Linked DNA regions of Mus musculus: region 2 is linked to region 1. Evidence: chromatin contacts called from ENCODE Hi-C data. All regions are on one chromosome and are shown on one strand. Each heading gives the region's core, a stretch centred on a gene start or an enhancer-like site at or near the end of the contact. The rest is flanking DNA. Distances are from core to core; before and after follow the strand shown.

Evidence for each region. A loop is a pair of places that touch in the nucleus more often than their neighbours do.
Region 2: a map of regulatory T cell shows a loop between it and region 1 (7-fold over the local background). The contact joins the promoter of Tbc1d22a here to the promoter of Mcat in region 1. A Hi-C loop is called at or near these places in 2 of 37 maps with a recorded cell type or tissue (T-helper 17 cell and regulatory T cell).

What each region holds. Positions count from the first base shown.
Region 1 is chr15:83,553,715-83,559,757 of GRCm38, reverse strand. It overlaps Mcat (malonyl CoA:ACP acyltransferase (mitochondrial)), which reads left to right and starts at 4,047. Exons shown (of 4, transcript NM_001030014.2): 1 at 4,047-4,487. The coding sequence starts at 4,071.
Region 2 is chr15:86,211,442-86,217,504 of GRCm38, reverse strand. Tbc1d22a (TBC1 domain family, member 22a) reads right to left here and starts at 3,046. Exons shown (of 13, transcript NM_145476.2): 1 at 2,869-3,046. The coding sequence starts at 2,930. It overlaps Gm22818 (a small nuclear RNA gene), which reads left to right and starts at 4,848; the gene lies at 4,848-4,951.

The DNA.
Region 1 (6,043 bases), core at 2,798-5,297:
TAGCTTTCTCCTCCATGTCTGGAGAGAGTCTAGGGCCAGCCAGGACAGGTAACCCAGCTTATCTTCTTTCTGTTTTCAAGACAATCAGTGACTAGGGTTTCTATCTTCTTTCAGTCTGTGGAATTCATGTCTTTTTTTGTAATTTTTTTTTTTGAAACAGGGTTTCTCTGTGTAGCCTTTGGCTATCCTCGAACTCACTCTGTGACTGCCCAGCCACTGGGGAGGCAGAATGTGGGGAGTTTGACTGCACTGCCTGGAGGGAAGCACCAAGACACTGCTCAGGGGTGGGAAAGCTCTGAGATGTGGGGAAGACGGAGCTGGTTTGGGGGTCCGGAGCTGGTTTGGGAGTCCCAGGCCTGTGACGAGGCCGGGGCCATGGGTTTCTCAGATTCATCCAGATGCCACTAGGAGTCTCTGAAGAGCAGAGAACAGAGTAGGGGTGGGACTTGGACTGGGGACAGCATCTACCAGGGCCAGGGGTGGAGGGAGCCCCCGCTTGTCCCATGAGTGATTGTCCTTAGCTTGGTGGAGGCAGTCTGGGTGGCAGTTGGAGCTGGGAGCACAGAAAGGCCTTCTAAGGGAGATTAGGCTGCAGCTCTGTAGACAAAGGTCTTCTTCATGGCTCCCCATGGCAGATCTTGATGAAAAAGACAGTCCATGGTTCTAAACAGTTTATTAGTTGTTCATGGTGAAAAATGGCCCAAGCCCACTTCTCAGGGTAGGCCTGAGATTGAATACCTTTTGCAGGGAGGAATGTCTGGAAAGGGAAGCTTATTGGCTAAGCCCTCTGGTCCTCTAGGTACCTCATTGGCATGGAGAACTCAGTTCTGGGCCTACATGACCACAGGTCATGTTTCCTTATGTAAGGAGCGTGACATGTGTTTCAGGCTGGGAATCTGGCAGAGAGCTGGGAGTCACCTAACACTCAGGTGTGTGCCCAAGAGTTTCTGGGTCTCAACCTGCTCTACTTTATCAAACTTCCTGGCATGGTTTTACATCCCACATCACTCTGTAAACAGAGGTGGCCTTGAACTCACAGAGATCTGCTTGCCTCTGCTTCCTGAGTGCTGGGATTAAAGACATACACGGCCACTGTCAGGCAGGAATTTACATCTTCCAAAGATTCCTTTGGAACAGGGAGACAGCGCAGTCAGTAAAGCATTTGCTGCACGAGTTTGAGGACCTCACTTCAGATATCCAGAGTCCGTGTAAATAGCCAGGGGTGGGAGAGCGCACCTGCAATGCTAGCATTTGAGGGGAAGCGTCACGAGCATCTCTGGAACCCACTGGCTAGCCCTGCTGGATGAACCAATGAGTGCCAGGTTCGGTGAGAGACCCTGTTGCAAAAAAGTAAGGTGGCGAATGATAGAGGAAGACCATCAATATTGACTCCTTGTCTCTGCATCCATGTACACATGCATGTGTGCACACACCGCCATGTGCACAGATTCCACTCAAGCATACACATAGGAACAAATGTGAAAACAGAACAGTCCTTGGCTGGGTATTTCTGGACCCTAGGCCAAAGAGCCCTGCACTGTTTTCTGGTCATGTTTTGCACAGTGAATCTGCTCTAGTGGGATTATGACCTTTTCCTTATCCAAAGCAAAACCTCGAGGCTAGAAAATGATGGCTCAGCAACTGAGAGTGCTTGTTGATCTGGCAGAGGACCTGAGCTCCATTCCCAGCACTCCCATCAGGTGGCTCAAAACCACCTATAGCTCCAGATCCAGAGGATCCAACAGCCTGCAAGCCCCCGCACATATACAGATAATTAAAGATAAAAAGTAGGGCTGGCAAGATGGCTCAGCGGGTAAGAACACTGACTGCTCTTCCGAAGGTCCTGAGTTCAATTTCCAGCAACCACATGGTGGCTCACAACCACCCATAATAAGATCTAACGCCCTCTTCTGGTGCATCTGGAGCAAGCAGAGCCAACCAGAGTGAGCAGAGGTCCTAAAAATTCAATTACCAACAACCACATGAAGGCTGACAACCATGTTCAGCTACAGTGTATCCATATCAATCAATCAATAAATCAATAAATCTTTTTTTAAAAAGATAAAAAGTAGCCATGTGTGATGGGCACCTTTGGCCACATCACACAGGAGGCAGAGGCAGGCAGATCTCCAAGAGTTGGAGGCCAGCCTAGTCTACATAGTGAGTTCTAGGCTGGCTACATAGTGAGGTTCTACCCACCTATTTCTCTCTCTCTCTCTCTCTCTCTCTCTCTCTCTCTCTCTCTCACACACACACACACACACACACACACACACACATGCACACACACACACATGTGAAAACATAAAATAAGAAAACAAGACTGAACAGCCTGAAAGCCTGAAACACTTATTTGATTTTCTTCAAACTCAGTGAAATATGTTTGATGATGTGGAGTACTGAGAGGCACATCCTCTCTGATACATCAAATTCCTATATTGAGCCTTAATCCCCAGGGTGAAGGCATTTAGAGGAATCTAGAGGACACCTGGAGGGTCAGGGTGATTAAGTAGAGGTGGGACCTTCATGAATTAGATGAATACCCTTATTAGAAAACACCCCCCCCATCTATCATGTGGGGATATTAATAGTTTTTCCCCACTGATGAAATAATCCAACTCAAGCCCAATTAAAAGTATAAAAGCTGGTTTATTGTGGGCAGCTCTCGAACAGGTTCACCGGTCTCAGAAAACGAGGCCAGGGAAATCGCCATGTAGACAGGGAGGCAAAGATGGGGGAGCAGAAAGAGAAAGAGGAAACATTCTGAACAAAGAGGGAATGCAAAGACGGAGAGAGCTGGGGTGGCTGTAACACACCTGGCACAGCTGGCTAAGGCCGGTAATGAGGTAAGCAGTTGCTAGGTCCCTGAGTGAAGGCCAGTGGAACTGCCTGTATACTAACAGAGTTAGGGCTAGGGCACCCGGGTTTGGATACAGAAGAGTTAGTTATCTGCAAGCCATGAAACAGATTCTTTCCAGACACTGAATCTGCAAGTGCTGAGCTTGATCTTGGACTTTTCAGCCTCAAGAACTCTGACATATAATTTCGATTATTAAGCCCTTAAGTCTATGGCATTGGTATGCCAGCCAGAGCAAACTGAGACATACCTCCAAATAGATCTTCTCATTGTAAAGGCTGTGGTGAGTATTGAGGTGGGGGCGGGGATGGATTTCCTGGGCACCTTAGCAGAGACTGGCAGGAAATGAGAACAGATCAGAGTTCTGGAAAAGGGGTGCAGGGCTCAGGTAAGGATCAGTGTGACCCAGACTCACAATAGCTCTCAGAGACTGCATAAGCACAACTTCCAGTGCCATTCTGTGACTAACCATATAGTACACAATCTTTACGACGTTTGTCTCCTTGTTTGTAAACTGAGGATTTATTTATTTATTGAGACAGAGCTTCTCTGAGTGTGTGTGTGTATGTTTGTTTGAGTGTGTGTGTGTATGTGTTTGTTTGTTTGTTTGTTGAGATAGGGTTTCTCTGAGTAGCCCTGGCTGTCCTGGAACTGCTCTGTGGACGATGCTGGCCTCGAACTCAGATCCGCCTGCCTCTGCCTTCAAAATGCTGGAATTAAAGGTGCGCCACTACCACTCGGCTATAAACTGTGGAATTTAAAAAGCGAATCTGACTTGTACTTGGTTCCACCGCACGGAGATTTACTAGCTTCCTATTATGATTTGGACACCTCGCTGTGCTTTGTAGGCAACAAGAACTATTTGCTTAGTACGGTTGGCAGAATCATGGGCAAAACCAAGCCAACCACAGCACTTTCACGGTCTACTGGACGGTGGTGCACAATTTAGTACGTAGATACCTATTGAAGGCTCACTATGGAAGCTATCTGCGGTTCCTGGTTGGAGATGTTTAAGGAAACGCACGGACCACTCCAGGACCGACATGCAACTGCAAATAGTTTGAGAGCTGGTAAAGATGAGTAGGTAACATAGGAACGTTTTTTTACTGGCTGCCTAGATGACCCGACAGGAAATACAGGAAGGACCGCCCCGCTGCGCAGCCGCAGTGCGTCTCAGCCGCAGCGATAACGACCACCGGCTCTGCGCGTCGCAATGAGCGCTCGGGTAGCTCGGGCCGGGTGGGCCTGGCGCTCCTGGGGCCGCCGCGCCGCCTCGAGCCTCCGGGAGCCGCCGCCGGACGCCGTGGACGTGGCGGAGCTGCTGCGGGACTCCAGCGTGGCCGAGGAGGGAGCCCAGGAGGCGGTGGCGCGGCGGCGGCCACCTTCACAGTGCTCCGTGTTGCTCTTCCCCGGCCAGGGCTGCCAGGCGGTCGGCATGGGCAGCGGCCTGCTCCACCTCCCGCGTGTGCGGCAGCTCTACGAGGCCGCGCACCGGGTACTGGGCTACGATCTGCTGGAGCTGTGCCTGCGGGGGCCCCAGGAGGACCTGGACCGCACAGTGCATTGCCAGCCCGCCGTCTTTGTGGCTTCACTGGCCGCCGTGGAGAAGCTACATCATCTGCAGCCGGCGGTGAGCCGAGGAGCGAGCGCCGGACCCCGCCTTCTGGGTCTCAGGGTTCCTCAGTCTGGTTCTTATTGGTCCCCAATCTGGTCCTCGTTGATAGTATTCTAGACGCACTGCACAAAATGAGGATCCCTGCTCCAGGGGAGTTTGCATCTTAGACGACACAGACACTTCACACTTAATGCACCGAGTTAACATATCACATTAAAGATGAATGCGTTGGGCTAGAGGATCTTGGTTCGGTTCCTAGCACTCATGTGGTAGGTTCACAACCATCCATAACTCCAGTTCCATGGGATCTGATGCTATTTTATGGCCTCTGCGGGTATCAGGTATGTGCACCATGTGCACAAAACATATAAACAGGCAAAACATTCAAACACATAAATTGCTTTATTTTGGTTTTTTTCTAGACAAGGTTTTTCTGTGTAACAGCCCTGTATATCTTGAACTCGCTTTGTACACCATACTGGCCTCAAACTCGCGGAGATCCTTTTGCCTCTGCCTACCAAGTGCTGAGACCAAAGGCATGTGCCACCACACCTGGCCACACACATAAATTTTTTAAAAAGGATTTATTTATTTATTTAATGTATGTGAGTACACTGTAGCTGTACAGATGGTTGTGAGCCTTCATATGGTTGTTGAAAATTGAATTTAGGACCTCTGCTGGCTCCAGTTGGCCCTGCTCGCTCTGGCCCAAGGATCTATTTATTATTATAAATAAGTACACTGTAGCTGTCTTCAGACACACCAGAAGAGGGTGTCAGATCTCATTAATGGTGGTTGTGAGCCACCATGTGGTTGCTGGAATTTGACCTCAGGGCCTTCAGAAGAACAGTCAGTGCTCTTACCTGCTGAGCCATCTCACCAGCCCCCACATAATTTTTTTTTTTTTTTTAATTTTTGAGAGGCTGGAGAGATTGCTCAGTGGTTAAGAGCACTGACTGTTCTTCCAGAGGATCCTGGTTCAATTCTCAGCATTCACATGACAGTTCACAACTGTCTATAACTCCAGTTACAGGAGATCTGGCACCCTCACACTGACATATATGTAATTAAAATACAATGCACATAAAAAGATTTTTTAAAAATTTGAAGATATGTGTCAGAGAAAGAAATACACAGTAGGGTAAGGGACTGTGATTTTAGATGAGTTTGAGTTGCTAGAATAGTTATTAAATGCTAAAGATTTATGTATGGTTATTTTGCAGGTATGTCTGTGTGTGACATGCATGTCTAGTGCCCCTAGGGGCCAGAAGGGGATACTGGACCTTTTGGATTTTTGAGTTAGAAACAGTTTGTTACTGTCTTGTGTTGTGGGTGCTGGGAATCTAACCTGGGTACTCTAGAAGAACAGCTCTTAACTGCTGAGCCATCTCTCTCTCTTCAGCCCTTTGAAAATGTTTTTAAAAGATGAGTTCCTTAAATGAAAGATACTAAGAAATTGATGTTAGGGGCTCAGGGATGGCTCATCCATTAAGAGTGTTTACTGCTCATGTAGAAGCCAGTTTCAGGCCCCAAGCAAGACCCTGGCTCATAAAATGCTGGTAACTTGAGAT
Region 2 (6,063 bases), core at 1,797-4,296, 2.7 Mb before region 1:
GCATCGCTGAGGGACAACCAAGGGCTTGCTCAGTGTTGCCTAGAGGACAAAGCCATATCTTGCAAATGGCCAACTCCTAGTAGACAACGTATCAGTGGAGCACTGAGAACAGTATATGGCAAACACCAGGTCCTTGATGGAACTCCGTCCATCATCTTCACTATCAAGGGACTGAGAAGATGTGCAAAACTCCCTTCACTGTCTGGAAGTCGGAGGTAAGACTCTGTGGGCACACACACACACACACACACACACACACACACGGCTTCCCTGGTTGAAGACAACAATCATGAAGCACACTTGAAGAGTGGGCAAGATGCTGAGAGCCTGGCCTAGATCTCTGCTAGCACGTTCCTATACAGGTGAAAACCCAGAATGTGGGCACTGAACAACTCAGGAAGGAATGGGGCACACCTCTGCACACTCTCCTTCAGGGAGACTTCCAGACTATCACCAAAACCAGAAACACTACCCCATGGGAGGGCTACAGGGCATTCGCGCAGCACAGAGGCTGCACAGGTCTCTCCCTGCCTCTCCCCTGTGCAGTCCTCAGCAGCATCCTCCAGCAGGTCACAGGACTCCTCATCAGTGCATGGGAGCTGCTCTCAAAAGTGCCTGATATGCAACCCAGCAAGAAAGCCGAGAGGAAAGAAGGCTGGCTTTGGTAATGTGGGGTCACACCAAAGAGACTGGGACTGTGTCAGTTTCCTGTGACATCCGTAGTAGCCTAAGGAGGTGGAAATGTTTCCCCTCCTTCGGTCGTGAAACCACAATATCAGCAGATTGTGCTGTCTGTGAGGGCCATTTCCCGCCACGTCCAGCTTCTGGTGGTTCCCGGCAATCCCAGTTTTGACTTGTAAACACATCATTGCAATCTCTGCTTCCATCTTTGCATGGTCATGCCCCCTACTTCTGTCTCTCCTCTGTATATGAAGTTCCATGTTCTTACGGGAACCAGAGACTGAATGAGGGCCTCCCCATTGCTCAGTAATGTCTACAGAGATCCTGCTTCCAAGCAAGGTCACGGTCACAGTCACAGTAAAATATTAGGAATGTTACTGTCTAGCCCAGTATGAAGACAAACTACCACACCAGGTATAGTGACTTGTATACTCGGGAGAATGAGGCAGGAGGGTCAGAAGCTCAGGGCCAGCCTGCACTATAAATGAGACCCTAGCTCAAAAAATAAAAAATAAAAAATGCACTATCAAGAGACAGTATTTAATGGAAAGGGTCAATGAATTCTACAACTCCATACAGCAACTCCATTATTTTTAAATCTCAGTTGACTCTTAACAATAAATTACAGCTCATACTTAAGAAGAACTGAGGCCGGGCAGTGGTGGTACCCGCCTTTAATCCCAGCACTTGGGAAGTGGGGGCAGGCTGATTTCTAAGTTCCAGGCTAGCCTGGTCTACAGAGTGAGTTCCAGGACAGGGTTTCTCTGTCTTGGAAAAGGAGGAGGAGGAGGAGGAGGAGGAGGAGGAGGAGGAGGAGGAGGAGGAAGAGGAGGAGGAGGAGGAGGAAGAGGAGGAGGAGAAGGAGAAGGAGAAGGAGAAGGAGAAGGAGAAGGAGAAGGAGAAGGAGAAGGAGGAGAAGAAGAAGAAGAAGAAGAAGGAGGAGGAGGAGGAGGAGGAGGAGGAGGAGGAGGAGGAGGAGGAAGAAGAAGAACTGAGTCTCGAGATGTGAAGGCAACAACAGAAGTCACACTGCCACATGCTTCTGTTTATCTGGCACTAGGCTCAACGTGTTTATCCCTGTCACAGTAGGACCTTCTACTCATCATAAACTATAATAATAGCTTTTATAAAAGTTCTTAACTATTCAAGCAAGCCCAGTCCAGGTCCTGTAAAAAATACAGTGTCTGGGTACCTCTGAGGACTTCCTCCATCTCCCAAGTCACTGTGGCCCAGCAGTCAGTAACCCGTGCCAAGCCCCAGCCACTTTGAAAAGCACATTTTGTGGTTGAATACAGTGGATATCCGAGTTTACAAATTTAACATTCACACAATGGTGTCTCTTAGGAAGCACAGGAAGACAGACCATTTTCCGAGCTCACGAATGGTTCTACTTAAGTTACCTCAATGTCAAAACCTTCAGGACTGGAGAGGTGGCTAATGTTAGAATCTTAAATTTCATATCTGAGACTTTGGCTAGAAAACAGAATAAACTATGTTTGAAATCTTGTGATGGAGTTTTCTGAAATACATTTCCGGGTACTGTCTCTTCACTCCCTAAGACCTAGAGAGGCATCAGGCCACATAACCAATCACAGAAGGACTTTGGAGCTCGATAGCTTCCAGACTGCACCCAGGTGTTTTTATTATTATTCTGTGTTTCCTGTTGCTGTCAAAAGACCGGTGTCCAGAGGCCAGAAGGTGGGACCACAGAAATTCACAAGGCGCTTCCACGCTCAAAGGAAAAGCATCAGCCCACATGTGACAGACGAAAACCCAAGTGCTCAAACCACTATGCACCCCGAAGAGACCGACCTCCCCTGCAGGCACTGCCTCTCCCTGGCCAGTTTCCTGACTCAACCAAACTCTCCAGGGCATGACCTGGGTCAGTTTCTTCCAGCTTCCCCAGGGAGTCATGGAGTTTCGCAGGAGAGAACCTGCCTGCCAGGCTCTGGAAGCACTTGGGGCAGCTCCTCGTCCTCCTTGCTCATTGGTACGGCCACTGTCACCTTTCATTTCCCACACGCCCACTGCCGACCCCGACTCCCCTAGCCCCTCACATAGCCCAACAGTCTCCTAGGAGCCAGGTTCTCCTCCCCAGACTCCTACGCCACCCGCACTGCAACGGGACAGCACGGCCACCTGACCTCTGACCCCTGACCCCGACCGGGTCCTCCCCGTCACACCCACCTGCCCGGGACCTTGCTGTTGCTGCGCTTCCAGAACTGCTTCCTGGCCCCGTCGCTGGCCATGGCCGCTCCTCATCCCTCAGATCCGCAACCCTGACACCCGAGAGCGGTCGGCCACACCTCCAGCGGCCCTCTCCTGTGCCCCGGCGGCCCCCTCAGAGACACCAGGACTCCGAAGCGTAGAGCCGAGAGGCGCTTCCGCCTCCGTCCGGAAGTTGTGACTCGGCGATTCCGGAAGTCCCGCCTTCGTTTCGGGCAGTGCTTGACGCCATGAGAAGGCGACGCTGGGATATGTGCGTGGCTGTAGCGCAGGGAGGAAAGCGGAGTCTGCGAGCTGCGTATGTTCTGGCGGCGCTGAGAGCGCTCGGGTCGAGCGGCACGGACTGAGGTCTCTGGATCCCGGCCTCTGATCCCCGGCCATGAACTCCGGAGCCGCGTGCGTCTGGGGTCCGAGTCGGTCTTATTTGCTCGCAGCCAACCAGCAAGTACCGAGAACCAGAAGGAGCACAGGCAGATCGGGACCCTGCTGCGGGCGGACAGGCGAGCGGGAGGATGGAGAGCTTCTCCCGCTGTAGTGTGGTCCAAGCCTCATCGCCAGGGCATTGACCCCGGATCAGTAAACACTGCACAGTGAGGTGAAGGAAGCGACTTCCACCGGAGCACATCTGAAGCGATGGCGGGGATCTGCCTGGGCTTCAGCTGAAAAACGAATAGGCACGGAGACACGAAGACTTCATCTTGCCGGCGCTTGCGTGCTTCCAAGACCGCAGTAAAGTGTGCTTAATTGTAAGATACATTCAAGATCCAAAAATCTTAATACGGAAATGTTAATTATAAGTTTACATTAAATGATACTTTATATATATTGGGTTCTGTAGAATATATTGTTATGTTTACTTTCACTTTTTGCTGTGTAGTGTAGCTACTTGAAATTACTTACGTGATTGGTGTAAAATTTCTATGATCTTAGACTCAAGGGTGAGAGGCTGGCATCTCAGGCCGGAGCTTTAGTGAAACACTGGTAATGCCAACTTGTGGCCTTTACTACTGAGAAACATATTCACGACAGCTGTCTCGTGCACTTTTTCTGCTTTTGATATGGTCTTCCTGTTTAACCCAGGCCCTGACTATATTCTCAAGACCCAGACTTCTAGACATATTGAAAGTGGTGTTGGGTTAGCACATGGTGGATGCAAGAAATCACACTAAAGAACCTTATATAGCTTAGCCCAGTTGTATGCCAGACTTATCCTCAGTACTCAGAGCAGGGTCAATGGCCTAGAGCCCTGTATCTCAACTTTGTTCCCATTCTTTAAGAGTAAAGCCTTCTGCAGCTCCTTTTAGACTGCAGCAGCTACCTGACTCCACTTTGACTCTGCAGAAAGGGGTGGCACCTGTTCCTCTTCATTTCCTGCACAGCCGGAGCCTTAGGAACTGAAATAGTACATCCCAAATGTTTGCTGTCTGGATGACAATACCGGGCTCTCTAGGAATCCCTTTTGACACAAGCATAGAAACTTCAGGAAATACCAGGGACAATGTCAACAGGTCCTAGGTGACCCCTTCAGGCACAACTTATGGAACATAGCCTTGGCTTCTCCTTGGAATCCTACTTCTAATAATCCTTAGAATTTGAGAGACCTAGCAAAACTAAGATTAATAATCATGTCCTAGCACTGCCTCGAGAGCTCTTTGAAATAAAACTTTAGTGGTACATAGCTATGGCCCAGCTTCTCAAGAGGGAGGCAGGAGAATGGAAATTAAAAATTGGGTGCTATGGGGCTGGTGAGATGGCTCAGTGGGTAAGAGCACCCGACTGCTCTTCTGAAGGTCCGAAGTTCAAATCCCAGCAACCACATGGTGGCTCACAACCACCCGTAATGAGATCTGATGCCCTCTTCTGGTGTGTCTGAAGACAGCTACAGTGTACTTACATATAATAAATAAATAAATCTAAAAAAAAAAAAAAAAAAAAATTGGGTGCTCACTTCAGTGGTATACCTACTAAAATTGGAATAATACAGAGATTAGCATGGTCCTTACAAAAGGATGACACACAAACCGGTAATATGTTCGTGTGTGTGTGTGTGTGTGTGTGTGTGTGTGTGTGTGTGTGTGTGTGTTAGGCAGCAGCCAGTAGTCAACCCTAGATGTCTATGTAGACATGGTGGGAAATGGCCCTCACAGACAGCACAATCTGCTGACATCTTGGTTTCAGGACCCAAAAAGGGGAAACATTTCCACCTCCTTAGGCTACTACGGATGTCACAGGAAACTGACACAGTCCCAGTCTCTTCGGTGTGACCCCACATTACCAAAGCCAGCCTTCTTTCCTCTCGGCTTTCTTGCTGGGTTGCATATCAGGCACTTTTGAGAGCAGCTCCCATGTTACAGAGCTGATGAGGAGTCCTGTGACCTGCTGGAGGATGCTGCTGAGGACTGCACAGGGGAGAGGCAGGGCGCTGATGAGAGCCTGTGCAGCCTCTGTGCTGCGTGCAAGTCCTGTAGCCCTCCCCCAGGGTAGTGTTTCTGGTTTTGGTGACAGTCTGGAAGTCTCCCTGAAGGAGAGTGTGCAGAGGTGTGCCCCATTCCTTCCTGAGTTGTTCAGTGTAGGTTTGTCTCACCTACAGCCCCAGATACTTGAGAGGCGGGATGGGAGGATCAGACCAGCCAGGAACACAGCCAGGCTCTGTCTTCCTCTCCACTCGGGCGAGAAGTTAGACACAGCAGTCGGACCACAGCCTCCCGTCTTTGATTCCTGTGGCTTACCAACTTACTTACCTCTTACTCTACCTGCTCTCATCAATTGCCTAGGCTTCTAGGGACTCTCCCTTTCTCTGCCCACCCAGCACGGACGTTCTAGGGCACACCAGGATTCTACATGATGCTAGGGATGCAAACCCAGGTCCATATGCTTATGCCACAGACAGACACTTTCTATGAGCCACCTCACCACCCCAGTGTATCATGTTTTTTAAATAAAACCTGAGCATCATTGGCATAGGTGTATAATCCCAGCCATCAGAGGCTGCAGATAAAAGATCCTCAAGTTTAAGATCAGCTTGGGGTTTATAAGGAGACCTCTGAAAAGAATTAAAATATGCATAGTAAAGGCTGGGGACTTAGTGGTAACAATGCTTACCTAGCATATGTGTGTGGTGCCAGGAGGTGGGGAAGTCTTAAAATCCTCCCCTAG